Linked DNA regions of Homo sapiens: all the other regions are linked to region 1. A link is a contact called in ENCODE Hi-C or POLR2A ChIA-PET data. All regions are on one chromosome and are shown on one strand. The core of a region is the stretch at or near the end of the contact, and the rest is flanking DNA. Distances in the headings are between cores, read along the strand shown. Region 1 holds the start of ATAD2B (ATPase family AAA domain containing 2B). Region 2 holds the start of TRMT61B (tRNA methyltransferase 61B). Region 3 holds the start of PPP1CB-DT (PPP1CB divergent transcript). Region 4 holds the start of RHOB (ras homolog family member B). Region 5 holds the start of SNX17 (sorting nexin 17).

Region 1 (6,286 bases), core at 2,729-5,228:
TGTGTGCATGCCCAGTGGAATACTATTAAGCCTAAGAAGGAAATCCTGCCATTTACAACAACACAGATGCACCTAGAGGATGTTACACTAAATAATATGTCAGTCCCAGAAAGACAAATACTGAATGATCTCACTTATCTGCTAGTTTAGTGGAATCTAAACTAGCAAATTCACAGAAGCAGAGAGTAGAAGGGTGATTGCCAGGGTCTTGTGGGGGGACAATCAAGTTTCACTTATGCCAGATAAGTTCTGGAGATCTATATAGCATAGTGCCTACATCTAAGAATACTGTATTGCATACTTAAAATTTTCTAAGAGGGTAGATTTTATATCAAGTGTTCTTACCACAAAAATAATACTAATAATACATTCATAATAAAAGGGACAGGGAAACTTTAGGAATGACGGACATGTCTATGGTGTTGATGCGGTGGTGTTTTCACAAATATATACTTATCTCCAAACTCACAGAGTTATATACACTAAGTACCACCTTTTACATGTCAAAAAAAAAAAAGGCTTTTCATACCGAAAAAAAGAAAAAGAAAATAATTCCAATAATCGGCAGAATGCATATTTTCCCCCATCCTATGCATATACTACTTGGGAAAAAGACAAAACTTTAAGAAAAGCTCATAGCGCTATGACTTTTTAAAGCAAATAAAATGTCTCTGGACACAGTGAATGAAATAATCTAAAAACAGGGAAAAGGGGGAAAAATAGGCATCAAGTGTAGTTAGTTAAGAACATGGCACAGGCTGGGCGCGGTGGCTCACGCCTGTAATCCCAGCACTTTGGGAGGCCGAGGCGGGCTGATGACGAGGTCAGGAGATCGACACCATCCTGGCTAACACCGTGAAACCCCGTCTCTAATAAAAATACAAAAAAATTAGCCGGGCGTGGTGGCGGGCGCCTGTAGTCCCAGCTACTCGGGAGGCTGAGGCAGGAGAATGGCGTGAACCCCGGGGGGCGGAGCCTGCAGTGAGCCGAGATCGCGCCACTGCACTCCAGCCTGGGCTACAGCGAGACTCCGTCTCAAAAAAAAACAAACAAACAAACATGGCACAAAAGCAGAAAAAGGAGAAACTCCTCAATTACAAACAGGAATATTATGTTACAAACAGGAATACATTTCTTTCTACAAAAATAAGGGTCTGCGAAAGCAACAACACGGGCAACCCCATTTTGCACCAAATGAGACTTTACAGACACTGGCAAATGCTTATTACAGACCCCACAGACATAGAGGGTGTCTTTAAGTACTCCAGAAAGGGTGAACCAGGAGTGCTAAATTCCTACAAAACTGGAGAAGAGCTAACCAGAAATATACAACCTGCTTCATAAATATATAGTCCATAAACTTAATAAATTCAGAATTATAATTTATCCTCTTCTAAAGGTCCAATCACTATGTAAGAGTAGTTACGTCTCTAAAAAAACCTTTCAGAGAAAGCAATTAGATGACTACATCATCTCCTAGAGCCGAACATAAATCTTCTTAAGACTGAAAAACAAATATTTCAAAGTAAATCTTTAGTACCCTGTTATTTATGGTGCTTTAAAACATTTTAAAAGGATCTTTGAAACAAAGTTTCATTAGTACCCTTCTACAAAGAGCTCTCATATCTTTCATTCTTTTAGCAATTTAAAAGCTACCAAATGTTCATTTCCTCATTAGATTATTGATTCCTAGCCTTTTAACATCTCTATAACAGCTGCTTGACAAATTACCTCACCTTATTCCTCGGGGGGTGAGGACAGCATGATATCCATGAATTCAAAAATGGGACCACAAACTGATGAGTGAAGATGAGCTAATTGCTTCAGATGAGTTAGACACTGCTCTAACAGACTAGGCATTCACATAGCATGATACGATTAAATGCTTACACCCTAAATATTTTCTTTGTCCTTAAATGTACAGAAAAGATCTTTTCTTAAATTGAGTTTTATTTTAAAATATGTGATAGCCTCAGTAGGTCAAGAAGCTTGAACATGTTTGGAATAGTTTCCACCGAAAGCCTCGTCTTCAAAGTACTTATTCTCAACAGTTTGCACAACTTTCAGATTTAACCTTATTTCAACCTAAGAGAGCTGTAAGCCCCCAAAATAGTCTATTAAATAGGACGTTATAATGCCCAAAATTTTATCAAAGAAAAGCCAAAACGATTTTCAAAGATATAATAAAAATATTTCAGAGTAGTATGGTAAAATATTCCTGTCTCTGCCTAGATCCATTCTGTTAGTGTCAAAACAGTGTAAGACACAAAGAAAAGCACACACAAACCGCGATCTTGTAGACCCCTAGAACATAAAATATTGCTTTCCCCCAATAAGAACCACAAAATGGTGTGGAATTAAAGGAGCATTTTAAATGAACAGCTTTTTCCAGCCAAATTACTTAGCAAGTCAACCTCTTTTAGACAGAAGCAATACACTCTTCTCTGAATTCAGAAACAATCTCATAGTAAAACAAACGTGTCAATTCCTTTAAAACAATAAATATCTGTGCTTAGCTTTATAATGTAGGTAATAAAATTTCAAGATCTTTCAATCAGTTTTTTAATTCAATCACCAGCGTCTTTAAATGTCATTTTTGCAACTGCATGACTATGGTGTTCATTCACCTTTTGTAATATAGTCCCATAACAAAAATGTAGACACCCAAGAAACCACACAGTTTTGGCATGATGGTGCTGACTATCCGAAACATTCCACTTGTTTCTTTCGACGTGCTCCTTCTGTGACCTGAAAGCTCTGGTTCCTACTAGCACCTTGGTGAGCTAGCTGGCTGGTTCCCCAGCTATAATATCATGTTTGATCTCTCCTGCCTGGAGAGGCGATAGCGTTGATTTTGTTTTTAAAGTTGGTGTCAGAGCAGCTACAAACTTTTTTCAGCATCCCTGCCTGGCTGCCAACTGGAGCTCTCTGTTCACTTCCTCACCAACTTGAACCACCCCCAAACTGAGAGTAAGCTGGAGTTAGACAGCGGCAGGAACTGACACACTTTCAAGAAGGGTTTGACACCGCAGAAAACTTTCACTTCTCCAACCCTTCCACCCAGGGGCTCTGGCCCTTCGCTCTTGCTTCCCCGCTAGAATTCCCCTCTGGGGCAGGACAAGGACACGGACAGCAGATCGTTCGAATGACGCCGAAAGGGACCCCCAAAGCCCTCTCCCCTGGACTCAAGGGCTGTTCTTCACACAAAAGAGCCGGGCCAGCTTGAAAAGCAAAGGGGCCAGCGTCGCGGCCCTTCTCTGGGTGCCACCCTCCACCGCGCCCGCAGACCCTGTCTCCAGCCGCCCGAGCGGTCTCCACTGTAGGCTTCCTACCCCCAACCCGGCCAGACAAAGCCCCGGCAGCAGGGCCGGCACTTCCGAGCCTCCGGACTCGGGACGCCGCGCTCTTACCCTGGCCTCATCCAGAGTGACGCCGGCGCCACCGCTTCCCCCGGCTTTGGCGGCGGGGCAGCTGGCGGCGCGGGTCTTGGAGGAGCGGGTCCGAGAGGAGATGAAATGGCTGCTGCCTCCGGTCGCCCCAGGCTCTGCTCCGGCCCCAGGCCCAGGCCCGGGACCAGGAGACTTGGACCCGAGAAGGCGGAGAGAGCTCTTCCGGGTGTTCACCATGGTCCAGCCAGGGGGACGGAGTCCACGCCGCGCCCGGGAGAGCCGAGCAAGGCCGGCCCGCCGGCCGGTCAGTCAGGGCCAGCGGAGCCGAGCCGGGCAATGAGAGACGAGCCGGCCCGGAGCGTGCGGAGCGCAGACGAGCACAAGAGAGAGCCGGGCAGAGGAAGGGAAGTCGGCGTGAGCAGGCGGCGTGCGGGAAGCGGGGGCGGTGCTGCAGACCGGCAGCACAGACACTCCGCCGGCTTCGCCCTCCTCAGCGGGAGCCGAGCGGAGCCGCCATTTCTACCCCTTTCTCTCCCGTTCTCGCTCTCGAGCTCCGTGCGTCAAGGCTCCAGCGCCGCAGGGCCAACGAGACCGCTTCCGGCCGCAGCCACGGCGGGGCGCTGCGAAGCCGGCCAGCCCTTCCCGGCTGCTCGCTCCTCTCCCTGCCGCCTCCAGCTGCCCCGCCCCCGGCGCGGCGTCAGCGCTCGGCGGCCGGGGAGCGACGCTCTAGGCTGTCAGCTCGGTGGTTTCCAGCTCTCCCCGACCGCAGGGCTGGGGCGACCAGAAAAGCCAGACTAATCAGGACGAGTTCGGGCGTGGAATTGGGCCTGAAGCCCTCATGCCCAGCCAGGCCTGAATGCCCCAGACCCCACCGTCACCCCCGTGGCCTGGATGGAGCAGGGGACGGCCGGCGAAGGCGCGGGGTGGAAGGGGAGCGGCGACGAAGGCGCGAGGAGCTGACTGGGAATCCCCAAGCTACCCGAGGCAAGACACTGAACTTGAGTCGCACTTTTCATGCCTGTAGAAATGAGAATGACAGCTGTGATAAAAAAAAAATTCATCTGGGCGGTATCTGGAACTTGGTAAGCTTAAGAAGAGAAGGGGGGGGGGAAACACCATGCTAGAACTCTGCGTTTTTAAACAAAGCGAGGCAGGGTCGTTTTCTATCCCCTTAGCCAGATCTAAGGCGGAGCCAAAGAATGAGTACCCTGTAAGAGCCGCCTCTATCGCCGCCCCCTGCCCCCGGCCCGCTGAAGAATTAAGAATACAAAAAGCTGAACCCACAGATAAAGCATTTGCAATTTAACTTCCAAAGAAAAAAAAATTAAGCCACACAATTCATATGAAAAGCTCTGCTGTAGGCCGGGTGCGGTGGCTCAAGCCTGTAATCCCAGTACTTTGGGAGGCCGGGGTGGGTGGATCACCTGAGGTCAAGAGTTCTAGATCAGCCTTACCAACATGGTGAAACCCTGTCTCCACTAAAAATACAAAAAATCGATGGGTGTTGTGGTGGGCACCTGTAATCCCAGCTGCTCGGGAAGCTGAGGCATGAGAACCACTTGAACCCAGAAGATGGAGGTTGCAGTGAGCCGAAATCACGCCACTGCACTCCAGCCTGGATGACAGAGCCAGACCCTGTCTCAGAAAAAAAAAAAAGAAGAAAGAGAGAGAGAAAGGAAGAAAGAAAGGAAAGAAAGAAAGAAAAAGAAAGAAAGAAAAGCTCTGCTGTAAAGTAGGAATTAGGTTCATTTCAAAAATTCACAGTACAGGCCGGGCTTACGCCTGTAATCCCAGCACTTTGGGAGGCCAAGGCGGGCGGATCACTTGAGGTCAGGAGTTCGAGACCAACCTGGCCAACATGGTGAAACCCCCTCTCTACTAAAAATACAAAAAATTAGCCAGGTGTCGTGGTGCATGCCTGTAATCCCAGCTACTTGAGAGGCTGAGGCAGGAGAATCGCTTGAACCCGGGAGGCAGAGATTGCAGTAAGCCAAGATCGTGCCACTGCACTCCAGCCTGGGTGACAGAATGAGACTCCATCTCAAAAAAAAAAAAATAAAATTCACAGTACATTAGACATAGCCTACTGTTTATTGGGCAGGAGTTTATTAAACTGTTTATTAAACTAAGAAAAATTGAAAACTCAGGAAAAGTCCTGAAAATGACCAAATGGCATCAAACTTAGAGCATTCTGGCCATCTAAGCTCCCAATCATTCCAAAAAACTGTACAACACTGGAAATGACAATTTTTTTTGTTTGGGAACCAGTATGGATTCCAGAATAGATAAATCCTTCTGACACAATTTGCATACCACATCCTCTCCTGGACACTTCACCTGCCACTTAGAGTTGATGTCTTAATGGGTGGGATTCCTCATAATGGAACCATACCTGGATTTTCCTGGGTCAAGTAGCTATCACATCACTGAGCAGCATAAACAAGTATCAATTCCTGTGGAAAGAGGCTGGTTTGGGCCAGGCACTGTAGCTCACACCTGTATTCTCAGCACTTGGAGGCCGAGGCGGGAGGATGGCTTGAGACCAGGAGTTGGAAACCAGCCTGGGCAACATAGTGAGATCCTCTCCCTGCCAAAAAGAAAGAGAGAGAGACAGGGTCTCACTCTGTCACCCAGGCTGGAGTGCAGTGGCACAACCACAGTTCACTGTAGCCTTGACCTCCCAGGCTCAAGCAATCCCCCTGCCCCAGCCTCCCTGGTAGCTGAAACTACTGGGTGTGGTGCCTGTGGTCCCAGCCACTCCTGAGACTGAGGCGCCATCAGTCACTTGAGCCCAGGATGTCCAGGCTGCAGTGAGCCAAGTTCATGCCATTGTACTTTAGCCTGGGTGACAGAGTAACACCCTGTCTCAAAAAAATATTTAAAAAAAAAAAAAAAGG
Region 2 (6,286 bases), core at 2,615-5,114, 4.9 Mb after region 1:
GGCATTAGTTAGTTTCTTATAAGGAGCATGCAACCTAGATCTGGTGCATGCACAGTTCACAAGAGTTTGCACTCCTATGAGAATCTAATGCCATGGCTGATCTGACAAGAGATGGAGCTCAGGCAGTAATGCTCACTACCCACCGCTAACCTGCTGTGTGGCCCGGTTCCCTGTTACAGGCCACACACTGGTACCAGTCCTCAGCCTGGGGGTAGGGGAGCCCTGCTATATAAGAAAAAAAAGAGACTATGCTATTACTAGATTGGAGGACCCACTTGCCAAACATATAATTGGAATTGTTTTTGTTAACACAAATATTACGGATGATATTAATAAAAACTGTTTTTTTAAATTTAGTAAACAAATTTTCTTGGTGACAGGGTCTCTGTCACTCAGACTGGAGTGTAGTAGTGCAATAGTAGCTCACGGCAGCCTCGAACTTCTGGGCTCAAGCAATCCTCCTACCTCAGCCTCCAAAGTAGCTGGGACCACAGGCATGTACCACCATGCCCAACTAATTTTTTTTTTATTTTTTATAAAGATGGGGTCCTGCTATGTTGGCCAGGTTAGTCTTGAACTCCTAGCCTCCAGCAATCCTCCTGCCTTGGCCTCACAAAGCACTGAGATTACAGGTGTGAGTGACGGCACCTGCCCCCTCACTTTTTTTTTGAGATAGGATCTTACACTGTTGCCCAGGCTGGAGTGCAGTGGCAAGATCATGGCTCGCTGCAGCCTCAAACTCCTGGGCTCAAACAATCCTCCCATCTCAGCCTCCTGCGTAGCTGGGACCACAAGTGTGTGCCAGCATACCTGGCTAATTTTTTATTTTTTGTAGAGACAAGGTCTCCCTATGTTGCCCCGGCTGGTCTCAAACTTCTGGGCTCAAATGATCCTCCTGCCTCAGCCTCCCAAAATATTGAGATTACAAGTGTGAGCCACTGCACTCTGCCTCTGGTCATATTTTTAATACTAAGATGGAATTATGTAATTCTAACAGGGAGATCAGTTTTTAAACATCAGTGAAGGTATTCCCTCAAGCATTTCAAAGTTGTAGAAGTTGAAGTAAAACTATCTCCAGCCATTACTTGGAAGCTATAAAGAGAAGTCAACACCTAACAAATTTAGTACTTAAATTCCTCCTTAGAGTGGAACAATGTGACTTTTATCTGTAACAAATGGAAAGGCAGAAAGTATACTAAATATGCATATTTATAACTTCATGAAATGTAACTAATCTCTCCTGATTTTGTCTAATGGGGAGAAAGGAGACACGGGGAAGCAAGATAAAATTACGAAAGTCTTTTAGTTTTCTTCAAGAGCTTATGATACCATGGCCAGGAGCGGTCGTTCTCACCTGTAATCCCAGCACCCTCAAGGGAGGATCCCTTGAGCCTAGAGAAGTTTGAGACCAGTCTGGGCAAGTTAGGGCGACCCCAACTCTACAAAAAAAATTTTTGATTAGCTAGGCATAGTGGCATGCACCTGTGGTCCCAGCTACTCAGGAGGTTGAGGTGCGAGGATTGTTGGAGCCTGGGAGGTTCAGGCTACAGTAAGAGGTGATTGAGCCACTGCACTCTAGCCTGGGTGACATAGCAAGACCTTGTCTTTAAACAAAAAAAGCTTATTATACCTCAGTAGCCTAAGTTTCTGAGGAAAGTTTTTTTAGTCCCTGGGTAGACCGTTTAAAATACAGACTGGATTCCTACTAAGAACCTTCTAATGGTCCTTCACTACAAATGGAATAAAATACTCAAACCACACCTCATACGGGGTCCCTCATCTGACCCATTGAGGCCACAACAGAAACTCTGCAGCATTCCTCCCTTTGCAAGAACAATTCTCTTCCTAGATCTGTTTACAAGGCAAGCTCTTCCTTATTTAGGTTTCCTATCAAGTGTACCTCCTTGGAGACCATCTCTCCTCACCTGACATAAAGTATGCTCATACCCCAGGTCACCCAAAACAATGTCATTGTTAATATATTTGTCTTCATGACACTTAACACTACTGGAAATGACCTTATTCTTTCATTTACTTGTTTGTTCTTTGTCACCCCTTCTAGAATGTAAGGTCTATGTTGAGGGTGAGGACTGCAGTTCAACACTATACTTCCCTAAACAGTGCCTTGAGTATGGAAGGCAGTCAATTTGCTGAATAAATAACGAATGAATCCTGATCTGGAGAAAGGAGGAGGAGTTGTGTTACACAGGAACATTCTACTCAAGGACTGTGACTAAGGATTGAAATAATCTGCTAGCAATAGATGATTAGCATAAGCTTCAAACTAGGGCTGGGCGCGGTGGCTCCCGCCTGTAATCCCAGCACTGGGAGGCCGAGGTGGGCGGATCACTTGAGGCCACGAGTTGAAGACCAGCCTGGGCAATAAGGCGAAACCCCGTCTCTACAAAAATTAGCCCGGGGTGGTGGTGCATGCCTGTAGTCCCAGGTACTCAGGAGGCTGTGGTGGGAGAATCGCTTGAACCCGGGAGGCAGAGGTTGCAGGGAGCCAAGATCGCAACACTGCACTCCAGCCTGGATGACAGAGTGAGAACTTGTCTTAAAAAAAAGACTGAAACTAGGCTTTAGGCAGTTAACTTTTTAATAAAGAATAGTCATTTTATGTTTGGTGTTGAATGTTAGCTATTGTAATATAAAACTCTATTTCTTCCCTAAAAGGGGAAAAGCACCGTAATGTACCTATTGTTAATATACTCTTGTAACATGATTATTGAATATTAAAATATCATCATAGTAGTACTAAAAAATTGTTCCCTAAGAGTTCAACATTCTCTTGAGTCCTGAAGTTATAAACTTAAGAGTAATGGGGAACAAAATTAGTACTTATTATGTACGTAGTGAGTTCACATCACCCTAACAGAAAGTTGAGCTATTATCCACATTTTACAAATAAGGGACTCGAGACTCCTAAGTTAAAATTAAAATCTAGCCGTTCCCTAATGCTAATTTTCATCATGATATGTAAAAGTTATAACCATTGGTTTATTTTAAAAGCCTGAGTACAATAAAAAATCCAAACGTTCTGAGATGTCTTTGAATACATTAATCAGGACTGAGTACTGCATCTGTCTTTGCCCCTCCTGAAACCAATACACACCTTATCTCCATCGCATTACCTTTGGGAATGTTATGGCAGTCCCTCTTTTCATCAATACTACATAGTCTTCCAAGGCTGGCCTCCTCAGCATGTACTGCTTACCGAAGGAACTCCTCAGTATCTGGCCGGGGAACTTCCCCACGATCTTGCCGAACGGGACTGCCCCCCAGTTACTATTTAAGAGTCCGAAGTTGTTCAACCTAAATAATTTCTTAAATTTTGTTTCTCCCTCCCCAGTCTCAGCTAAAATCAGTTCCCCAGCCTGAAAGGGTCTCTCTCTGGAAGTTGAACAAGAAGGGGAGACGTGACGCTCTTCGACCTCGGTAGCGGACTGGGCCTGCGAGAGCATCGAAGGATCCTCGGATCCCTGGTGTGTGGGACCGCACCGGCCCTGGTCTCCGCTCGAGTCCTCGAGCTCTCGAGGGGATGACTCTTCCCGCAGCGTCGGCAGTCTGAGGTTTTCCAGTGACGAAAGACATCCAGTCCCAATGTCCGAGATGCTCAGAGGGAGAGATGGGCAAGACTCTGCTCCTGGGGCTTTCCTTTGTGCCGCCTCGTGCTCTCTTTCTCCATCTCGCAGGTCTCTAGGCGAGGACCTGCAACACAGTGACCGAGCTCCCTCGAAGGGCTCCTGCCCCAGGCCGTGCAGGAATGAATTGGTTCCGAGCCCCTGCCGCAGGCACAGCAAGACAGGACCGCGGCACCATGCCATTAGCATAGTGTTTCGCGAAGGCGCCGTCGCAGACGAGTGACGCAAGCCTAGCGCGACCCCTTCTTTCCCAGTCGCGCGCATGGCGCAGCAGCCCGATGGCTCTGCAGCTGCGTGGGGCTCTACAGCTCCGCGACTGCGCCTGCGTCGGGGAGGGGGCGGTGCGCTAGGTCAAGCTAGGGCGCGGGAGCAGCGGAGTCCTGGTTGAGTGACCATCCAAGGAATATGTCCTCGCGCGCGGCCGCCGTTTTCCTTTTCGGAATGTGGGTAAAGAATTTACCGCTAACAGACGACCTCCAGGTTCGCTCTTGGACAGCAAGATTGAGAGACAAAACTTAACAAAGCGCTGTGCAAACTGAAATCCCAGGCTTAGCTCGCTTGTGTCTTGAACACGGAAGTCACCTAGTCACCCACAAGATGTATGAGTACAGCTAACCCCCAGATGCATTTGACAGACGGCGTGGGACGCGCCACTTGCTGATTGGCTCTCCTTTCCCAGTTGACCGCGACATCCCCCAGCCCCAACTCCCTTTTGATGGGGCTGTGACCACCTGCCGGTCCCCTCACCCACCCCTCACGCCCGGAGAGTCCGAGGTTGATTCGAGTACTCACTATGTGCTTATGTAACACATGTTTTCATTATTAAAATATAACTAGTTTACCCTCCCAAAACGAAATAGAAGTGTCTTAAAATGGAAACAGGTATCTTTGGAGGCCAGAGTTATTTAGCGTTAAATATCACTAGCCTCCCAGCATTTTGGGAAGCCGACCGAGGCAAGCGGCTCATTTGAGGTCAGGAGTTCGGGACCAGCCTGGCAAATGTGGTGAAACCCCGTCTCTACTAAAAATACAAAAATTAGCTGGGCGTGGAGGCACGCACCTGTAATCCCAGCTACTCGGGAGGCTGAGGCAGGAGAAGCGCTTGAACCCGGGAGGCAGACGTTGCAGTGAGCTGAGATCTCGGCACTGCACTCCAGCCTGGGCGACTGAGCAAAACTCCTCTCGGGGGAAAAAAATTAGTCGGGCGCGATGGTGCACGCCTGTAATACCAGCTACAAGGGAGGCTGAGGCATGAGAATAGCTTGAACCCAGGAGGCGGAGGTTGCAGCGGGCCAAGATCGAGCTACCACTGCACTCCAGCCTGCGCGACACAGCAAAACTCTGTCTCAAAAAAAAAAGAAAAATCGCTAGCCTCTTTGCTGGATATTAGTTGACTGGGCAAAAGTTTATTGAGAGTCTGGCAATACGAGGCACGTTAGACACTCATTTAAGTTTCCAACAATTCTGTGTTAGAAACAAATCCATTTTATGAGTAAAAGAACTGGCCCAGGGAGATTAAATAATTTGGGGAAACCAGGAGTGGTGGCTCACACCTGTAACCCCAACACTTTGGGAGACCCAGGCCAGAGGATTGCTTGAGCCCAGGATTTCAAGACCCACGTGCAACATAATAATAATAAGTTGGTCAAGATGCATAGCTGACAAGTGGCATTGCAGAGTTTCCTATTTAGTCAGTCTGGTTCAGCAGCCCATGCTCTTTGTACTGTAACACCGTTTGGAAAGACTGGTCAACAGCACAGTTGAACTTAAAGTCCAAGTATATTCAAAGGGCTGTGAAGTCAATGTGAATTCTGTTTAAATTTGATGAAATAAATCTTGTTATTCTTTTTTTTTTTTTTTATTTGAGACAGAGTCTTGCTCTTGTTGCCCAGGCTGGAGTGCAATGACACGATCTTGGCTCACTGCAACCTCTGCCTCCTGGGTTCAAGCGATTCTCCTGCCTCAGCCTCCCGAGTAGCTGGGGTTACAGGCACCTGCCACCATGCCAGGCTAATTTTTGTATTTTTAGTAGAGACTCGGTTTCACCATGTTGGCCAGGCTGGTCTCGAACTCCTGACCTCATGATCCACCCGCCTCGGCCTCCCAAAGTGCTGGGATTACAGGCATGAGCCACCGCGCCTGGCCGTTATTACTTTCTAAGACATAAATTAATACTTTCTAATCAGTACTTTCTAGGACATCAGCCACCATAAACTCCATCAACAGGATTTCTCCCTTCTTTTTTTCCTTTTTTTTTCTTTGTGAGACAGAGTCTCACTCTCGCCCAGGCTGGAGTGCAGTTGTATGATCTCGGCTCACTGCAATGTCTGCCTCCCAGGTTCAAGCAATTCTCCTGCCTCAGCCTCCCAGATAGCTGGGATTACAGGTGTGCACCACCATACCCAGCTAATTTTTGTATTTTTAGTAGAGACGGGGTTTCGCCATGTTGGCCACGCTGGTTTGAACTCTTGACCTCAGGTGATCCACCCACCTCAGTCTCCCAAAGAGCTGGAATTACAGCCATGAGCCACTGCACCCAGCCAAATTTCTCCCTTCTAATTCTAAAAATGAATAAAGAAACTGCTCTCTCCACACCCCAACTGCGTGTCTCACTTTGTGTAGTTTGCTTTTTAGGAAAAGTT
Region 3 (6,286 bases), core at 1,173-3,672, 4.8 Mb after region 1:
GGTTATTAAGTAACACTTAATATATGTACCAGTTTCACTTCAAAATCTGAAGCATTCTGAACTCTTAATTATTTTGGAGGGATATCCCACAGAAAAGTTGGCTGAGGCCCTAGTGATAAAGCTCTTTCTTACAGTGGCCCATTCCTGCCCAAGACTCCAGGCACTGGAAAACCTGGTGGGGGTGGAGAAGGTAACATCAGCAGGCAAGTACTCGGAACCACTCTCCTATCTCCTACCTCTTCTTCTCACGACCTCCAAAACTCTGCTGAGACCGGCCTCCCTCTGCCTCACTTGTGGTGATTTTCTCTCGGATGCTCACTTTCTCTCTGTGCAATCTTTCCTTTGGGTGTCCCTTGTCTTTAAACATGTCTGCGTATACCTGAACTCTAATTGTGGACAGGGTTCAAAGTTCTTTTTCATGGGATTCATGGGCCCCATGAAAATTAGAGGCTAAGTAGGCATCTAAGTAGGAGCATTTACGTGCTCCCAGGCATTCTGTTACACTTAAAGAGGCTCATGGAAGAGATTTGGGCAAGTGGTATAACTCTACAAGCTGCTATATTCAAGTCCTAGTTCCAGCTTAGCCAAAACACCTACTCCGATTGCAACTGATCTTTTTCTTGGTTGCTAGAAAACTGAGAGTCATATGTGTGGCCTACCTCCAGCAAACCAATAGGACCTTACACCATGCATTTTGCATACAAAACTGCTGGCTTAATCTTATCTTTCACACTCACGGTTTTCTTTTGTCCTATTTTTCTCTGTACTTATTTTTAATTTACCCTGATGTACACATTTATGTAAACTACGTTAAATCCTTTCCTCTGGAATAAAGTAGGGTGTAAATAAATTTAACAAAACAACAAAGAGTGATGATGAGCCAGGTCTTCACTCCTGAAGGCCTCAAAACGAACTGGCAGTGATCTGTGAAAACTACAGAGAACTGCCCGTTCATCTCCACAGATTACTGAAGTCTGTGAAAACTACTCCAGCCAGGACCACCATTATAGCCTGCTGCCTGTTGTGTTCACAATCGATGCACAAACTCAACCCTGAAATGGAGAGAAAAATAGGGGAAAAAAGACATTAGGAAATCCTAGCTCTATGTCATCTGGACATTAGAAAGCACTTGGTTGGACAAAGCTTTTTCTCCCCCACAGCACATGCCTGTTTCAGCATCTCAGCCCACATTCACGGAGAGGGAGAATATAGCAATTGTTAAGAATGCAGACTCTAGCACTGCATGCTCTGCTGTTTATTTGTGTTATTTGGGCTAGGTTTTTTAACCGTCTGTGCCTCGGTGAATCCCATCTACAAAGTAGAGATAATAATAGTACCTACCTCACAGGGCAGTTGTAAGGATTAAATGAGGTAACCCGGGTGTAACATTTAAAACAGTGGCAGAGTACATACAGGGATCTGAACAAATGTTAGCTACTATTAGTGATATGTGAGTGGGGGAAGCACACTGCCTTGGACTTGAGGCAATATCAAGTCTGAGTTTCTGGAAAAACACTTGTGGAATAAGTAAGGGCTGGCCACCTCCTAAAACCGGACAAAAGATCTGGCTTGCCTAGATCCTTAGCGTGACTGCTTCTCCTCCTGCCTTTCTAGAGGCAGTATTACGTGATGGAAATACTTGGTGGGTGCTGTGGGCACAAAGATAAGTTAATGTGTTTTTATTCCCTAGGAGCTGAGTCGAGAGTAGGAGAAAAATGCATAAATAATTACCAGGTAGGATGATTAAGCAATATACTGGAGGCAGCAACAGAAACACACCGTGGAAAAAAAATACCCACGGCGTGGATGAAGATATGAGATGTGTGAAAGCGCTAGACACAGGCAGCCACCTGCACCCATGTAAAATTGGATTATTGCTGACTCCTACAAGGCCCACTTTAACGCTTCTTTCAACCAGAATCCCTGCAGAACTAATTTTGTAGAACCGCCGGGGATAAAGACCTTTATTTGCAATGTCGAACTCCAGCAGAGTAACCCCTTTTGCTTTCCACACGCGCAAACCCGGGTCCCAAACGCTGCAGTTCGCGTTTCCCGGCTAACGGAAGAAACACGAGGAACTGTTTGCAGATCTAGGGGATGAAGCCAAAAAACGGAAAGCGAGGCCGAAAGGGCGCAACCACCACGTCTGGAGGAGGCCAGTGAAGTAGAGAAAGGGGAAGGTCAGCCCTGCCCCAGCGCGCTCTGCGTAACCGGGACTTCCTCCGCGCGGCAAAGCCGGGGAACCTCCCTGGCGCCTGCGCCACCGTGGCGAGACTCGGCGCCGTGGACGTGGAGAGAGGGCGACGCACCTGCGCGAAGACGGCAGCGGGAGAAGCCGCTCCAGTGCGGTTGCGCGGCGGCCCAGGCGTCGAGGGGAGCCTCGGCGGGGAGCGCACCGCGCGCCTGCGCGGAGAGCTGCGTGACGCGGCGGCGCGCAAGGGACGTGCGGAGTGAGTGGCGCTGCGGGTGGGGCCGTCGGCGGCGCTGGTGAGCTTTGCGGAGCTGGGCGGTGCCGAGGAGGAGGAGGTGGCGGCCTGGGTCTGACGCGGCCCTGTTCGAGGGGGCCTCTCTTGTTTATTTATTTATTTTCCGTGGGTGCCTCCGAGTGTGCGCGCGCTCTCGCTACCCGGCGGGGAGGGGGTGGGGGGAGGGCCCGGGAAAAGGGGGAGTTGGAGCCGGGGTCGAAACGCCGCGTGACTTGTAGGTGAGAGAACGCCGAGCCGTCGCCGCAGCCTCCGCCGCCGAGAAGCCCTTGTTCCCGCTGCTGGGAAGGAGAGTCTGTGCCGACAAGATGGCGGACGGGGAGCTGAACGTGGACAGCCTCATCACCCGGCTGCTGGAGGGTGAGTGCGCGCCTGGCCGCGGGACAGAGGGAGGTCGGGCACCGCCGCCGACCCCTGCGTCCCCGTCTGCCGCCGGAACGCGAGGGGACCCCTTTCCCGCCCCGAGACGAGTCTCTGGGAGCGCGGCGCGGCGGACGAACCGAGGAGGGGGCGAGGAGGCTCTGGGCGCGGGGGAGCGGCCTCTGGGAGCGCGGTCAGGGGAGATCGGGGGAGAGGGGGCCGTTCCCGCGGACCCTCGGGGGCCAGGCCCGCCGGCCGAAGGCTGTGCGGAGCGGGTCTGCGGGAGACAGCCTTTCGGAAAGGCCGCCGGGCTCCGCGCGCCGTGGTGCTCGCCTCCGGTGACCCGAGGATGGGGAGAGGATGCCTGCCACTGGGCTTTGTGCGTCCGTGGAATCACTGTTCTTCTCTGTTCTCTTTGTGCATTGCCCTTGGCTGCCTCCGATTGTCGTTCCGGGAGTGAATTTTACGTATATATATATAAACCTGTCCTTAACAGGACTGCTTCGTCTGCTCTGCATTTTTACACAATGCTATATAGAATGGATTCTTCTTAAAGAGAGGATAAAATTAGCGGGAATTAATCTACCGTTTGTTACTTGGCCTAAAAAAATTGTAAGACAAGATATTTGATCAGGTTGAAGATGCACCTAAGAAATGTGATGTATGTAGATGGGTTTGCTGAAGGGATTGGCTTTTGCATTTGATTTGAGCAGAGCTTAATTTCTGCACAAACTTAGTGAAAATCTATTTTTAAAGCCTGTCTTGTATTCGAAAGGTATTTGTAGGTCTACGCAGCATTTGAACTTTCCGGGCTCAAGTGTTCTTATTGAATAGTTTTATGTTGGTGGGAAGGCAAGGGGGGAAAACGAAGAGGTGGACTAGCCGGGAGTTAAATGTATTGATTCATTGCAGGATATTATTCAAAGTTAAATGCAGTCTTCTGCCAAACAGTCCCTCTACCCTAAAGTTTTCGTCATCAATAATTGTTTTGTGAGTGTGTAGAAAAGCCTTTAATCCTTTTTAAACAATTTAGAGGCCTCTTTGTTAGCCGCCGTCCAGCGATTGCATATGTACTGTTTGCTTTCAAATTACCTTAAGATAATTGCTAGAGTGAAGCAGTATGTACTTATATTTGGAAAATCATCAAAGAATATTGTAATGGGGGAGGGGTAATTCCTTTTTCTCAAAGTATGTGTCGGTATCTCAAACCCAAGTTCTGTGAGTACCTGTTCTGTAACTAAATACTGTGTATTTGCTCCAGATGTGAAAGCCATCCAGCAGTCTTAAGACTGAATAGGAAGCAAAAGTTTTACCAGGAACTCTTATTTACCTTTTCCTTTACTATCAAGTTATTCCTGGGAGGCCCCCTGGTGCCTGCAGTCAGTGTTCACTACCTAAGACTTTGTTTCAGATGTGAACATCTTGCTGGGTCTTTGAGAAATTTGCTTTGAAAATAATTGTATTTTGTAACTGTTTTATGAGGGAAATACAGTTAATTTAAAAATGTGTATGTCTTGTTTACATTTGGGAAGTAGAGGCCTACTCCTTTTTATTTTTTTTTTATTTTTATTTTTTGAGACGGAGTCTCACTCTGTCGCCCAGGCTGGAGTGCAATGGCACGGTCTCAGCTCACTGCAACCTCCGCCTCCCGGGTTCGAGCGATTCTTCCGCCTCAGCCTCCTGAGTAGCTGGGATTACAGGCACCCCGCCATCATGCCCGGCTAATTTTTTTTGTATTTTTGTAGAGACGGAGGTTTCACCATCTTGGCCTGGCTGGTCTTGAACTCCTGACCTCGTGATCCACCCGCTTCAGCCTCCCAAAGGGCTGGGATTACAGGCGTGAGCCATCGCGCCCGGCATATTTTTATATATTTTAAACTTTGCTTGTAAATTTAAATATTTTAAAAATATGTTTGTATCTCAATTTATTTATATTTTATTTCATTTTCCATATATTTTGTAGGCATAAAACAGATTTATGTTTTAAAATGTTTGTATCCTTTTAAATTAGACGCACCTTTATATGATTACAGGTACTTAAACTTCACGAGTGGGTTGTGCAAGGTTACTAGAAAAGACACTGGGGGAAAAATAAGTGATTCCATTTGTTTTTGTGAATTCAAATTAAATATTTGGTTTGTACAATCTGTTTTCCTTTTTTGGGGGGGCGGGGGGGGGGCGGGTAAGAATTGTAGTCCAGATACGTTTCTCTCTTAATTTAGCAAGCGTTAACAAGTTGACCTCCTCCTTGCCAGGCACCAGCAATCCTAAGATAAGACACAGTCTCTTCACTCAAGGAGCTCCCAGTCTAAACAAGTGTCTTTCAGGCTTTTTCAGCCTCCTCTCTGTCCTATGTTCAGCACACATTCTATCAGTACTTCTTCATCCTACAGAAGCATATTTAGTTTGACAGTGCCCCCAAGGGATTCTTAAATATTCTAGGTTTTTCAGCTCCTTCCCAGATCCAGACCTGTTGAAAGACTTGTCCAGAGCAGACTTGAATTTTCTAGTAAATAATTATTTTTAATCTTCAAAGAAAATTTTGTCCACCTGGATTTTCAGTGATATTAGATGCTAGTTAGTGATATTTTGTAAAGCTGCCTAGCAAGAATAACTATGGTTAGTGTTTTTAGTGTCAAATGAACGTGTAAGTAAAAATTTGGCAAGAATTTCTCTGCATTAGGGGAAAACATTCAGCAGGACCTGATCTCATTTTAAAATGCTGATTGTAGCCCCACAACATATTCCTGATTGTTTTTTCTTTTTTACTGTATTAAATCGCAGATCAGCTATACACACTTCTGGTGACTACATTTTATGAGTTGCTTTTTGTTTTTCTTTTTTAGGTGGGCGTATTATTGATAAGTTTTTTTTGTTTTTTGTTTTTTTGAGACGGAGTTTTGCGCTTGTCACCCAGGCTGGAGTGCGGTGGGGTGATGTTGGCTCACTGCAACCTCTGCCCCTGCAGGTCCAAGCGATTATTCTGCCTCAGCTTCCCAAGTAGCTGGGACTACAGCATGCCACCACGCCCCGGCTAATTTTGTATTTTTAGTAGTTTCACCATGTTGGCCTGGCTGGTCTCGAACTTTCCATCCTCAAGTGATCCACCCGCCTCGGCCTCCCAAAGTGCTGGGATTACAGGCATGTGCCACCGCGCCTGACCTTGATATGATATTTTCAAAGAGTCCTTTAGGTCATTTTAATACAAACATGCCATTTAATGTAAAACAGAAATATTGATTTTATTATTTGGACGGTGCATATTCTTTCGGTATGTTTTCTTGGATTAACTTTTGCTTAGAACTAAAAACCAAAGACTTCTACTTTATCCCCTGTAGTGACCCTGTTGGCCACATTCTTGTGGCTTACCATAGTGTTTTGATCATTTAAATTGAAGCTAGTTTGTATGAGTATTCTGGAAAATCCGGTAAAAGCTTCTTACT
Region 4 (6,286 bases), core at 1,806-4,305, 3.5 Mb before region 1:
CCGGCATATCACCTAGTTGGGAAAAGTTTATCCTGTGTGTGGGGCAGTCTTGGAAGCAGCCAGTCTCTGCAGAGCTTGTCAAAGTATCCTGGACTAAAAAAAAAAAAATACCATGAAAAGAAGTTACTAAAGAAGTTACTGCAGAACACAGATCTATTTGTTTACTTTGGCATTTTTACCAACTGCATAGTTTTAGAAATTATTGCAATATTGAGATTTGAGCTTGGAACACCTCATATAATATTCCTGGAAATCAGAACACGAAGGAGTTCAATCCGTTTTCCGGATTCTTTGTTTTTTAAAGAAAAAAACACATGGTACAAAGCTTTGTTTCATATTTCTTGGTATTTGAAGTTTAAGGACATAGCCAAGTTTCCCAAGCTATATTAAGACCAAGGAAAGCGGCGTTAACAATACAGCTATAAAAGGTTTTGACTAAAAGAAGAAAAATTTGTGTAAATAAGACTTTTCTAATAGGAAAAAAAAAAAGCTTCCAGATTGCATCCTTAAATCAATGAACAGAAAAACTATTTACTTGCTGACAGATCAGTTCCTTAGATCTGAAAAACAAACCCCCGCCCCCCACCGCCCCGGCCAACAACAACAAAAAAAAGCTGGTTGGCCGGTTGTTGTAGTGATGTGAATCCAGTCTGAGGGAAGCACAGCACTTCCAGTCGTCTAAATAAGACGTTCCCTCTAGGAAGGGCTCTAGGCTTAGCAGCACTACTGCCTTATTTGATCTGATTTCATCTGTGGAGCCATATGGGGACCTAGCTCTTAACATATGAATTACATGTGAAAACACCGGGGTTCAGTCACAGTTGGCTGCATGGGTTTGCTTAATGATTTTCTTTTTAATGTTTACTTTTTTTTTTTCTTTTGAGCCAGGGTCTCATTCTGTCACCCAGGCTGGAGTGGGGTGTTGTGATCATAGCTCACTGCAGCCTTGCCCTCCTGGGCTCAAGCAATCCTCCCACCTCAGCCTCCTGAGTAGTTGAGATTATAGGTGCAGGCCACTCTCCTCCCCACGCCATCCCATTTTATTTTTCTCAGGGACAGGGACGGGGTTTTGTCATGTTACCCAGGCTGGTCTTGAACTCCTGAGCTCAAACAATTCTCCAGCCTGGGCCTCCCACGCCCAGGGATCACAGGCATGAGGTACTGTGCCCGGCCTGGTTAGATAATTGTTAAAGCGAAGTGTGGAACTGAGGTAAGAAACCCCCAGAAAATTCCACCTGCGTTTCTGAGCATTCGGGTTAATTCCCCACAGTCATTTACTGATCCTTGTAAATGCCAGGCATTGTGCTGGGTCTTCAAGATGCGGAGATAAGACAGAATCCTGGCCCTCCAACAACTGACAGAGACCGAGACAGAGACGGAGACAGGAGGCAACCACCTCCCGGTCATGTGGTGGGTCCCTCCTTTGCTGAAAAAACAGTTTGCAGACATTTCCCATGCAATGGATAGACAGAGCCCAGCCCATGCTGTTAATACTTTAGCACTCATGAGCCCCAGCATATGCAGCTCCTAGAGTTTGCCCCGCTCCTTCCCACCTTCCTGCTTGTGTTCAGGCTGTTTCTCCTGCCCGGGAGCCCTCCCCGACTCCCCTTTCCCCCTATCCCCTTCTTCCTCTTTTATCCGTAGAAATCGGTTGACTTGGGTCTTTCCGGATCACCGGTACTGTCATTTCATGCAGGATCTACAGGATAAATGAGTTCAGTCCTGGCGTGCATCAGGAGGCTACGCCCCAATAGAGGGGACACCCCCTAACCCGCTGTGCCCCATTTGCTAGCCCCTTACTCCTCCCCTCTTCTCCAGCCTCAAGCCTTTTCGTCTGCTCAGGGGTCTTGGGGTGGTTGGATTCTATTGAACCCGGAATATTGTACGTTCTATTGTACAATAGTGTATATTCTATTGTACATTCTATTGTACAATAGTGTATATTCTATTGTACATTCTATTGTACAATAGTGTATATTCTATTGTACATTCTATTGTACAATAGTGTATATTCTATTGTACATTCTATTGTACAATAGTGTATATTCTATTGTACATTCTATTGTACAAGTGTATATTCTATTGTACATTCTATTGTACAATAGTGTATATTCTATTGTACATTCTATTGTACAATAGTGTATATTCTATTGTACATTCTATTGTACAATAGTGTATATTCTATTGTACAATTTATCTCAGACAGTTCTCTGTTTTAAGAACCGGGATCAGAGTTCATAGTGAAAAGAGGGGCCGAAGGGGCTTCTTCCTGTCCGGTAACTTCCTCCAAGTGTTCGAGCCTCGACCTTCCCTTTCCGTTGTCAAGCTTGGGCCACTCCGCACCTCTTCCCTTAATCTTCACCTAGAGACCTAAGCTGGGGGTTGGGAAGGGTAGGGGCGGCGGGACTTGGAAGAGCCAGTTTGCAGCCAGCCGGTCGCCTCTCGGGTCCAAACCCGAGGCTGGCCCACGGCGAGTACCCGGGTGGGGCCCTAAACCACAGGAGGGGCCACCTCCAAAAGAAAAGAGAAAACACTCTTGTTTGGGAACAAAAGTGTGTGTGTGGGGTGTGTGTGTGTGTGTGTGTGTGTGTGTGTCTGTTTATTTAAAAACAAAACCACGTTAAAAGAGCTGCCCCTCCCCCACAGGCCCGACCACCCGCCGGGAGTTTGCCAGGAAGAGGGGCAATTCTGAATGGGAGTCGCCAACGCCCCACTGAGTGAAGCCTGTCTCGGAACCGCTCGCCCAGACCCTGGAGGCTCCAGACAGCCAGCTCCCGGACCCCGCGCGCAAACGCTGCGGCGAAGGAGGGGACCCGGGTACCGCCAGAGCCCCGCAGCGGCAGCAGCAGCGCGGACTCCCCGGTCGCTGCCTCTCCCAGCCCGGCGGCCTGGGCCGTCAATCAAGCTGGCCCTGCCCCGCCCTCGGGCTGCAGGGGGCGGCCAATCAGAGCTAAGCTCCGCAGCGATGAGCTCAGCCGGCTGGTTTCCCATTGGACGGCTATATTAAGAAAGTGGCCGGACTCTTTAAATAGCGGGCGCTAGGGCCGCAGCCCTCATCTGCCACCGCAGTCTGGTTGGAGCTGTTGTCTTGTATGCTCAGCGAGGCCCGGAGAGACCCGGGAGAGAGCTAGGCCGAGTCCACCGCCCGAGTCTGCTGCCCGAGCCCGCGTTACGCACAAAGCCGCCGATCCCCGGCCTGGGGTGAGCAGAGCGACCACCGCCCGGGAGCAGCGCGGCGAGACGCACGGTGCGCCCTATGCCCCCGCGCCCCCACCGCCCCCGCCGCGGCAGCCGAAGCGCAGCGAGAGAACGCGCCACCGCGGGGCCCGGGTGCAGCTAGCGACCCTCTCGCCACCTGCGCGCAGCCCGAGGTGAGCAGTGAGCGGCGAGCGGGAGGGCAGCGAGGCGTTCGCGGGCCCCCTCCTGCTGCCCGGGCCCGGCCCGCTCATGGCGGCCATCCGCAAGAAGCTGGTGGTGGTGGGCGACGGCGCGTGTGGCAAGACGTGCCTGCTGATCGTGTTCAGTAAGGACGAGTTCCCCGAGGTGTACGTGCCCACCGTCTTCGAGAACTATGTGGCCGACATTGAGGTGGACGGCAAGCAGGTGGAGCTGGCGCTGTGGGACACGGCGGGCCAGGAGGACTACGACCGCCTGCGGCCGCTCTCCTACCCGGACACCGACGTCATTCTCATGTGCTTCTCGGTGGACAGCCCGGACTCGCTGGAGAACATCCCCGAGAAGTGGGTCCCCGAGGTGAAGCACTTCTGTCCCAATGTGCCCATCATCCTGGTGGCCAACAAAAAAGACCTGCGCAGCGACGAGCATGTCCGCACAGAGCTGGCCCGCATGAAGCAGGAACCCGTGCGCACGGATGACGGCCGCGCCATGGCCGTGCGCATCCAAGCCTACGACTACCTCGAGTGCTCTGCCAAGACCAAGGAAGGCGTGCGCGAGGTCTTCGAGACGGCCACGCGCGCCGCGCTGCAGAAGCGCTACGGCTCCCAGAACGGCTGCATCAACTGCTGCAAGGTGCTATGAGGGCCGCGCCCGTCGCGCCTGCCCCTGCCGGCACGGCTCCCCCTCCTGGACCAGTCCCCCGCGAGCCCGGAGAAGGGGAGACCCGTGTCCCACAAGGACCCCACCGGCCTGCCTGGCATCTGTCTGCTGACGCCTCTGGCTTGCGCCAGGACTTGGCGTGGGCACCGGGCGCCCCCATCCCAGTGTCTGTGTGCGTCCAGCTGTGTTGCACAGGCCTGGGCTCCCCACTGAGTGCCAAGGGTCCCCTGAGCATGCTTTTCTGAAGAGCCGGGCCTCAGAGTGTGTGGCTGTGTGTCTGTTCGACTCCCCTCGCCCCATTTTCACCCCACCCCCGCCTCTGATCCCCGGGGGCGAGATTGGCGCGGGAGTGTGGCCGCGCCCCATCAGATGTTCGCCCTTCACCAGCGGGAGCTTGATATCCCTTGTCTGTAACATAGACCCCGGGTACTGCGGGAGGGGAGGGCTGCTGGGGAGGATGGGGGGATGTTATATAAATATAGATATAATTTTATTTTCGGAGCTAAGATGGTGTTATTTAAGGGTGGTGATGGGTGAGCGCTCTGGCCCAGGCTGGGCCAGACTCCCGCCCAAGCATGAACAGGACTTGACCATCTTTCCAACCCCTGGGGAAGACATTTGCAACTGACTTGGGGAGGACACAGCTTCAGCACAGCCTCTCCTGCGGGCCAGCCCGCTGCGAACCCTCCACCAGCTACCGGAGGGAGGAGGGAGGATGCGCTGTGGGGTTGTTTTTGCCATAAGCGAACTTTGTGCCTGTCCTAGAAGTGAAAATTGTTCAGTCCAAGAAACTGATGTTATTTGATTTATTTAAAGGCTAAAATTTGTTTTTTTATTCTTTGCACAATTGTTTCATTGTTTGACACTTAATGCACTCGTCATTTGCATACGACAGTAGCATTCTGACCACACTTGTACGCTGTAACCTCATCTACTTCTGATGTTTTTAAAAAATGACTTTTAACAAGGAGAGGGAAAAGAAACCCACTAAATTTTGCTTTGTTTCCTTGAAGAATGTGGCAACACTGTTTTGTGATTTTATTTGTGCAGGTCATGCACACAGTTTTGATAAAGGGCAGTAACAAGTATTGGGGCCTATTTTTTTTTTTTCCACAAGGCATTCTCTAAAGCTATGTGAAATTTTCTCTGCACCTCTGTACAGAGAATACACCTGCCCCTGTATATCCTTTTTTCCCCTCCCCTCCCTCCCAGTGGTACTTCTACTAAATTGTTGTCTTGTTTTTTATTTTTTAAATAAACTGACAAATGACAAAATGGTGAGCTTATGATGTTTACATAAAAGTTCTATAAGCTGTGTATACAGTTTTTTATGTAAAATATTAAAAGACTATGATGATGACATTTATAAAATGGCTCTTGTGGTTTAATAGTGTGTAAAAATACCCTTGTGAATTTGGAACAAGGGAGATATTCTCCTAGGCGAGATCCTTTCTTGCCAACTCCGTTTCCCTTATAGCAAATGTAGTAAATGAGGATGAAGTCCCTTTGAGAGCATGTGGGGGTTGGGTGACCAAGGGAGACCAGGTTGTTCCTGTCACATTCCTAGAGGAAGATGAGTGGATACCCCGACACCCAGTGCAAAAACTTTTGACCTATTATGTACTCAGTTCAATTGGGTGAGACCGAAGATCTTGATTTCATTCATCTGTGTGTCTTAAAAACACTTGTGTCTTTAAGTCTATTATGGGGCTTTGCTTATTCTTTGAGTCTTGGAAAGTTATCATTTGTGCATTTTAAATTTAGAAAACCTTTATTAATCGTTGGTGTGGGGTCACGCTATCAGGAAGCCTGTTTACTGGGTTCCCTTCAGGCCATCAAGGGGTTTACACAATATCCCAGGAAGTTGTAGGTTGTTATCTTTGGGCCTGGAGCTTCCAGAAGTGGGGGAGTTCAGATAAAGAGGTGATTTTTTAAAATTATCAAGCTTTGATCCCAATATGTCCTTTATTAAGTAACCTAGAATGATTTATTCTAAGTTCAGAGAAGGGCCATATTGTGGAAAGAACATTGGATGTTTTGGTGGTTCTTAAAGTTGGAGCTGCCACTTTTTGAGAGTCATGATAAACTCTAATCGTAGACACTTAGCTTTGCTGTAATGGTTCTTAGAACCAGACGGGCTGATTTATAGGTGGAGACCACATTAAAATTCTGCTGCAGGCATGATGGTTCAAACCTGCCAGCTCTCGCAGCTTCCAGGGAAGGTAGCTGA
Region 5 (6,286 bases), core at 1-2,500, 3.4 Mb after region 1:
CTCTACCAGCTCCACACCCCAGCCCTTTAAAAGAGACCCCTCACTCACCTTGACATTGGGCTGCAGATACAGCAGAGCCAGTCTCTGGTTCTGCCCCCTTTTCTTCCTTCCGTTTCTTCTTCTGCTGTTTCTTTTCCTTCCGAAGCTGCAGCTTTTCTTCTTTGGTCATTTCCCTCCCCACTGCCTGAGACACAGACATAGGATACTGCTCTTCCCCAACAATTCCAAAGGGGAACAAATACTATTGGATGCTTACAAGATTTCCACATGGTTAAATCCCTAGTTCTTCCTAACTTCCACAAGCTACCTGTTGCAAGCTTACATCCACAGAGGCTGACGTTTCTCCTCCAGGGACAGAATCATATATCCCTAGGGTTGCAAGACCTCTGTAAAATCTCCTGGCTTTACTGAGAAATAAACCGACACGGGATGGGAGCTGGGGCGGAATAAAGCTGGCACAGCCTCCTGCGTAGCGCTTGGCAGGCGGCTTGGGAGGGAAGCCTCACTTACCCCAGGCCCAGGGGGAAGCTCCGCCTTCATCCCGGATCCCGAGTCTGCATCAGAAAACAGGGCACAAAGTGAGCCAGAGAGACTCCGGGAGGGTTTGGGGGCACGAGTACTCGGCGCAGCCGGCTGCTGGGTTGGCATGACCACGGATCCGCCGGCAGGCGCGAGGCGAGCCAGGGATCCGCGTGGGGACGCACTGCGCGGCGGATCAAAGGAATGGAGGGGTCACCGACCCTCCTCACAGCAACCAGCCGGTGCGCGGCGCGGGACTGCGCTCGAGACTGTGTAGACCGGAGCCCAGCGTGGCGCTGGAACGGAGCGGCGGGGCCCAAAGGCGCTCAAGGCCCGGCACTAGCTGTCCGGAGCTCGTCGGCTCCGCGTACCAGTAGGCAGGCCCGGCTCTTCACTCACCCTCGCGAACAGCCACGGCCACAGCAGCCATCGCCCTCAGTCCTAGGCTCCGCCCGCCGTGGTCACGGAGCCGCCCCGCTGCCTCGCTCCGCGGCTGCAGGGTCCACAGCGCCACCTGGGCTGGAGGCTGAGCCGCAGAAGCGAAGCGCGCAGCCCCAATCGGACTACAATTTCCGACGGGCCCCGAGGCCCCGCCCCGCACTACGGGTTGCAATGAGGGCCAACTCCACTTTGGGCTCCCTATCCGGACAGGTGGCTCTTGCCCTTTAGACTACAGTTCCCAGCATGCCCAGGCGATTGCGTCCCAGAACCGACGTCCCACCGCCTTCCCACATCGGATCGCAGGGCTCCCAAAATGGCGAGTGAGGCTGCGGGGACTCGCTGAGCAGCGGAGGGGGAGCGTGCAGAGCCGCTGCGGCCCTCACAGTCCGGAGCCCGGCCGTGCCGTGCCGTAGGGAACATGCACTTTTCCATTCCCGAAACCGAGTCCCGCAGCGGGGACAGCGGCGGCTCCGCCTACGTGGTGAGGAGCGGCCGGAGCCGAGCCGGGCCGGGCAGGGGCGGGGATAACGGGCCCGAGCCATCTCGGAGCGGCCTCTGAGGCCTGACCGCCACCCTTCGGGCCTGGTCCTGGGCCGCCGACTCCCGACGGCCTCTCTGGGAGCTTATCTCATGTGTGTGATTCGTGCAGTGGTCGCCCGAGCTCCTGTAGGCCCTTAGGCCGGGTCGCTTCCCCGAGCTAGGCCGCAGCTGCCCTGGTGGGCGTCACTGGCCTCTTGGGCAGTGAGACTGCAACACAAGCGTCCGAATTTCCCCCGGACTGGCTCTTCAGCTTTGGGACTTGGCCCTGGCGAAAACAAGCGAACTATCCCTCGGGAGATTAGCGCGTTACTCCGGCGAGTTGCCAGGCAACTTCCGGCCAGGGTTCTCAGGGGGGTTGCGCAGACCGCAACCCTAAAATGCTTGACTACTTTTGTGTCCTCAGGCCTATAACATTCACGTGAATGGAGTCCTGCACTGTCGGGTGCGCTACAGCCAGCTCCTGGGGCTGCACGAGCAGGTGGGACTAGCACCCCTGCCTTGAGACAGCTTCAAGCCCTTCCCTACACGTGGACATCAGTGTCTCCCTTTACCCGCTCTTCTTGTTCCCGTAGGCTGTAGTTCCCCTTTAATCACTGCCACAGGGTAGGGCCCTGGTTTATCTTGTCTGACATTTCCGGGAACTCCCTAAGAAGCTTAATGTCCGCGCAACAACTGCTCCTTCCTGTTCTTATATTCTGGTTTTCTGTCCAGTCTTACTGCTCTAGTAGCCTTTACCCCTGCATGGACAAACCAACCCCTCCCCCCACTACCTCCACCCAGGCTGTCAAAGCACATTCCTTCTGTCATCTGAGCGGCAACTTGAAATTCTTTTCCCTGCTTATACAAACGATTCACCGATTTCCTTTTGTGTTCTTCGGCTCATTTCAGTGTGTTTAGCTGTGCCAATTATCGTTATGTATCTGTGATGCAATGTTTCTCCTCCTTCCTTACCAGATCTTAAACTCTATTTAACTCAGTAGAGCTCCACTGATAATTAGTTGTGCAACCCTGAACAAGTTACCTGATATCTTTTTTTGGGACGGAGTTTCTCTCTTGTTGCCCAGGCTGGAGTGCAGTGGCACGATCTCGGCTCACTGCAACCTCTGCCTCCTGGGTTCAAGCGATTCTCCTTCCTCAGCCTCCTGAGTAGCTGGGATTACAGGCGGCTGCCTCCACACCCAGCTAATTTTTGTATTTTTAGTAGAGAGGGGTTTCACTATGTTGGCCAGGCTGGTCTCAAACTCCTGACCTCAGGTGATCCACCCACCTTGCCTCCCAAAATGCTGAGATTACAGGCATGAGGCCTGTAGAAACTGATTTCTTTGGGCCTCAGTTTCTACAACTGAAAGATGGATTCTTTGATCTGCAAAGTCCCTTTAAGTCCTAAGATATTTTGTGAACAGACTTAGCTATTAACTGTGCACTTTATAAAGCCCTTTCCTTCCTTTAAGGGTTCAGTGAACAGTCTTGCTAGGTGGTCAAGGGGCTCCCTATAGGTCCTGGCCCAGTACAAATCCTCCCCGTACTGTGGAGGGGCTGACTTGTACACAGTAAAATAGAGCACAACTTATATCTAGGACAGCTCCCTTGAGGTGCTACCGCTGTCAAAGGAATTGTTTCTCAGATGACCAGGGTAGACAGGGGAACAGGGACTGAGGGAAGGGAGGGGCACCCAAGAGAACATTATGAGCATATGTAGATTGCCTCATCTCATTTTCTGTGTTTATGTGAAGGGTTGTATCTCTTTCTCTAAATAGCTTCGGAAGGAGTATGGGGCCAATGTGCTTCCTGCATTCCCCCCAAAGAAGCTTTTCTCTCTGACTCCTGCTGAGGTAGAACAGAGGAGAGAGCAGTTAGAGAAGTACATGCAAGCTGGTGAGTGGTTGCAGGAAACTAGGTTGACTATATTGAGGACTATGGGGAGAGACTTAAAAACAGCTGGTTCTGTGGAAGGGCCTGATTTAATTTCTAGATCTAGGAAGGCTCTTGTTTGATCTGTTATGCAGTTAGCAAAGTAAATAGTGTACGAGGATGTGTAACTCTGTGTACTAGCAAAACAATTTGGGCACTAACATCTATGAGAAATACTAGTATAACACTAGTCTTAATATCAGTGGAGAGAACTTAATTTGTATCTGATGTGCTTTAGATTAACATCATTGTTATTTCCCTAGTTCTATAGACTGGACTCACCTAGATGGCAGCCAAGGGTGGGGCAGGTGAAGAATTTATGCAAACAGTGAGTGAGGTGAGGCCAGCTGGGGGATGTGGCAGGCCACCATCAGCCCAGGAAATGGGGTCGGGGGAACCTACTGAGAGGAGGACTGGGGAGCCAAGAGTGAGTGCTAAGTTCCTGTAATAATGTTCTCTTGTCCTCGTAGTTCGGCAAGACCCATTGCTTGGGAGCAGCGAGACTTTCAACAGTTTCCTGCGTCGGGCACAACAGGTAGGGCTTTGGGTGGGACCAAGATTTAAGGAAAGGACCTTGCTGGAAGGTCATGTCTTTTATTTTTTTGAGACAGAGTCTTGCTCTTTTGCACAGGCTGGAGTGCAGTGGTGCGATCTCAGCTCACTGCAATCTCCGCCTCCCGGATTCAAGCGATTCTCCTGCCTCAGCCTCCCAAGTAGCTAGAATTACAGGCGCCTGCCACCATGTCCGGCTCATTTTTGTATTTTTAGTGGAGACGGGGTTTTGCCGTGTTGGCCTGGCTGGTCTCGAACTCCTGACCTCAGGTGATCCACCCGCCTTGGCCTCCCAAAGTGCTGGGATTACGGGTGTGAGCCACCACACCCAGCCAGGCCATGTCATCTTAATAACAGAGGAGTCATCTTTTTTAATGGAATGGAACTTCTATTCTTATGAAATCAAAGAAATCACAGCCTATATTTAAGCAGCTGAGAATAAAGACACACAAGGGACCTAGAAATAGAGTTGGGCATAGGTCAAGGCAAGGGACAAGGCAGTGCTTCCCATCCCCATGTGTGCTCACAACAGGAGACACAGCAGGTCCCCACAGAGGAAGTGTCCTTGGAAGTGCTGCTCAGCAACGGGCAGAAAGTTCTGGTCAACGTGCTAACTTCAGATCAGACTGAGGATGTCCTGGAGGTGAGGCGCTTGTTCAGCACTGCCCCTTCTTCCCCTACATCCTGGGGTCCTGGGCTTGGAGAATGATTGGAACCAGCCAGTATGATGAGCTGTACTTCTATCCCTATCCCCAGGCTGTAGCTGCAAAGCTGGATCTTCCAGATGACTTGATTGGATACTTTAGTCTATTCTTAGTTCGAGAAAAAGAGGATGGAGCCTTTTCTTGTGAGTTTCTCTGGACTTGACTGCAGTACAAGGGTACTTCAGTAGAGTTTGCAGCCCCCCTAACTCCCCACCCCCACCCCCAGAATGAACATTGCCTCAGGGCACTTCTTTCTTGATTTCCCTTCCTTTAAATCTCACTATATTTTCATTTTTTTTTTTTTAACCTGTAGTTGTACGGAAGTTGCAAGAGTTTGAGCTGCCTTATGTGTCTGTCACCAGCCTTCGGAGTCAAGAGTATAAGATTGTGCTAAGGAAGAGGTCAGGGCTGGGCCTGGAAGGGGAGGGGTGGGAGGTGCTGTGCTGGATTGGATTATTGGGCCACATATTGAGACAGAATAATCTGGACAAGGGGGTGTAGTGCTGGGTGTTTCTGCCAGGCCTCCCAAGCTTCCTCCCACTATACCATTAGCCCCTGATAGTTCCAGATTGCTCCTGTTTTGCCCATTTTCCATTCTACCTCTTGCCTTAACCCAGCTTAGCCCCATTACCCCTTTCCACCCCTTGGCCTCACAGTTATTGGGACTCTGCCTATGATGACGATGTCATGGAGAACCGGGTTGGCCTGAACCTGCTTTATGCTCAGGTGAGCTTGGAGCTGCCTCAGAACCCTTCCCCTGAAGAAAATAACGGGTGACTCACTCTCCCAAGAAAACTGCTGTCGTGTCTTTGTTCCCAATTTGTGGGGAAGTTCCTAGAATACTATCAGTGCTGCTGGCACAATATCTACTCTCCCTACTTTTATTAAGCTGACAAGATCAAGGACTTACTGCAGAGAGGTCGCTCAAGTGTGGGGCTAGGGGTCAGGCTGGACAGAGGTAATGGTAGACGCTTTCCTTGGATTGCTGACTGGGACCTCCTACTGCCTGCCCCTTGTCTCTACTATAGACGGTATCAGATATTGAGCGTGGGTGGATCTTGGTCACCAAGGAACAGCACCGGCAACTCAAATCTCTGCAAGAGAAAGTCTCCAAGAAGGAGGTGAGCCCTGCCTCCTCTCTGTCTTCCTCTAAGGGCTTGCAGTGGCGCGATCTTGGCTCACTGCAAGCTCTGCCTCTCAGATTCATGCCATTCTCCCGCCTCAGCCTCCCGAGTAGCTGGGACTACAGGCACCCGCCACGACGCCCGGCTAATTTTTTGTATTTTTGGGAGAGACAGGGTTTCACCATGTTAGCCAGGATGGTCTTGAGCTCCTGACCTTGTGATCTGTCTGCCTCTGCCTCCTAAAGTGCTGGGATTATAGGCATGAGCCACCGCGCCCGACCGGGGTTGCTTTTTCTGAGCTGCCCCATTCTCCCTCCTAATCTACCCCCATGTGATGACCATTTTTCAGTTCCTGAGACTGGCCCAGACGCTGCGGCACTATGGCTACTTGCGCTTTGATGCCTGTGTGGCTGACTTCCCAGAAAAGGACTGTCCTGTGGTGGTGAGCGCGGGCAACAGTGAGCTCAGCCTGCAGCTCCGCCTGCCTGGCCAGCA

What was found. Hi-C counts contacts between places; a loop is a spot of excess contacts on that map. ChIA-PET counts read pairs that join two places held with the same protein, here RNA polymerase II (POLR2A). Pooled maps may share reads with other maps.
Region 2: a pooled map shows a loop between it and region 1 (10-fold over the local background). The contact joins the promoter of TRMT61B here to the promoter of ATAD2B in region 1. A Hi-C loop is called at or near these places in 4 of 50 pooled maps. POLR2A ChIA-PET finds 5 or more read pairs at or near these places in 2 of 52 experiments (B cell and CD4-positive, alpha-beta T cell).
Region 3: a pooled map shows a loop between it and region 1 (4-fold over the local background). The contact joins the promoter of PPP1CB-DT here to the promoter of ATAD2B in region 1. A Hi-C loop is called at or near these places in 5 of 50 pooled maps. POLR2A ChIA-PET finds 5 or more read pairs at or near these places in 2 of 52 experiments (T-cell and activated B cell).
Region 4: a loop to region 1 is called in a pooled map, with 4 times the contacts of the local background. The contact joins the promoter of RHOB here to the promoter of ATAD2B in region 1. A Hi-C loop is called at or near these places in 4 of 50 pooled maps. POLR2A ChIA-PET finds 5 or more read pairs at or near these places in 2 of 52 experiments (PC-3 and activated T-cell).
Region 5: a pooled map shows a loop between it and region 1 (8-fold over the local background). The contact joins the promoter of SNX17 here to the promoter of ATAD2B in region 1. A Hi-C loop is called at or near these places in 4 of 50 pooled maps.

The regions. Positions count from the first base shown.
Region 1 is chr2:23,923,145-23,929,430 of GRCh38, forward strand. It overlaps ATAD2B (ATPase family AAA domain containing 2B), which reads right to left and starts at 3,979. Exons shown (of 28, transcript NM_017552.4): 1 at 3,411-3,979. The coding sequence starts at 3,626. It also overlaps a transcript of UBXN2A not described here. RefSeq lists enhancers at 2,646-2,895, 2,994-3,912, 3,106-3,155, 3,913-4,829, 4,416-4,505 and silencers at 3,636-3,715, 3,916-4,245.
Region 2 is chr2:28,866,445-28,872,730 of GRCh38, forward strand. It overlaps TRMT61B (tRNA methyltransferase 61B), which reads right to left and starts at 3,865. Exons shown (of 7, transcript NM_017910.4): 1 at 3,135-3,865. The coding sequence starts at 3,833. RefSeq lists enhancers at 1,859-2,374, 2,375-2,889, 3,519-4,043, 3,658-3,827, 4,058-4,207.
Region 3 is chr2:28,749,334-28,755,619 of GRCh38, forward strand. It overlaps PPP1CB-DT (PPP1CB divergent transcript), which reads right to left and starts at 2,423. Exons shown (of 5, transcript XR_007086259.1): 1 at 2,310-2,423; 2 at 1-1,052. PPP1CB (protein phosphatase 1 catalytic subunit beta) reads left to right here and starts at 2,497. Exons shown (of 8, transcript NM_002709.3): 1 at 2,497-2,843. The coding sequence starts at 2,792. RefSeq lists enhancers at 1,910-2,119, 2,423-3,067 and silencers at 2,250-2,439, 2,930-3,149, 5,841-6,054.
Region 4 is chr2:20,444,019-20,450,304 of GRCh38, forward strand. It overlaps RHOB (ras homolog family member B), which reads left to right and starts at 3,056. Exons shown (of 1, transcript NM_004040.4): 1 at 3,056-5,422. The coding sequence starts at 3,448. The coding sequence ends at 4,038. RefSeq lists silencers at 2,765-3,014, 3,265-3,474 and an enhancer at 6,183-6,286.
Region 5 is chr2:27,369,366-27,375,651 of GRCh38, forward strand. It overlaps SNX17 (sorting nexin 17), which reads left to right and starts at 1,251. Exons shown (of 15, transcript NM_014748.4): 1 at 1,251-1,441; 2 at 1,904-1,978; 3 at 3,258-3,375; 4 at 3,882-3,946; 5 at 4,496-4,606; 6 at 4,720-4,810; 7 at 4,981-5,068; 8 at 5,324-5,393; 9 at 5,696-5,788; 10 at 6,141-6,286. The coding sequence starts at 1,379. EIF2B4 (eukaryotic translation initiation factor 2B subunit delta) reads right to left here and starts at 973. Exons shown (of 13, transcript NM_001034116.2): 1 at 919-973; 2 at 511-554; 3 at 49-184. The coding sequence starts at 949. RefSeq lists enhancers at 219-1,180, 654-933, 1,154-1,243, 1,181-2,142, 1,264-1,323 and 1 more.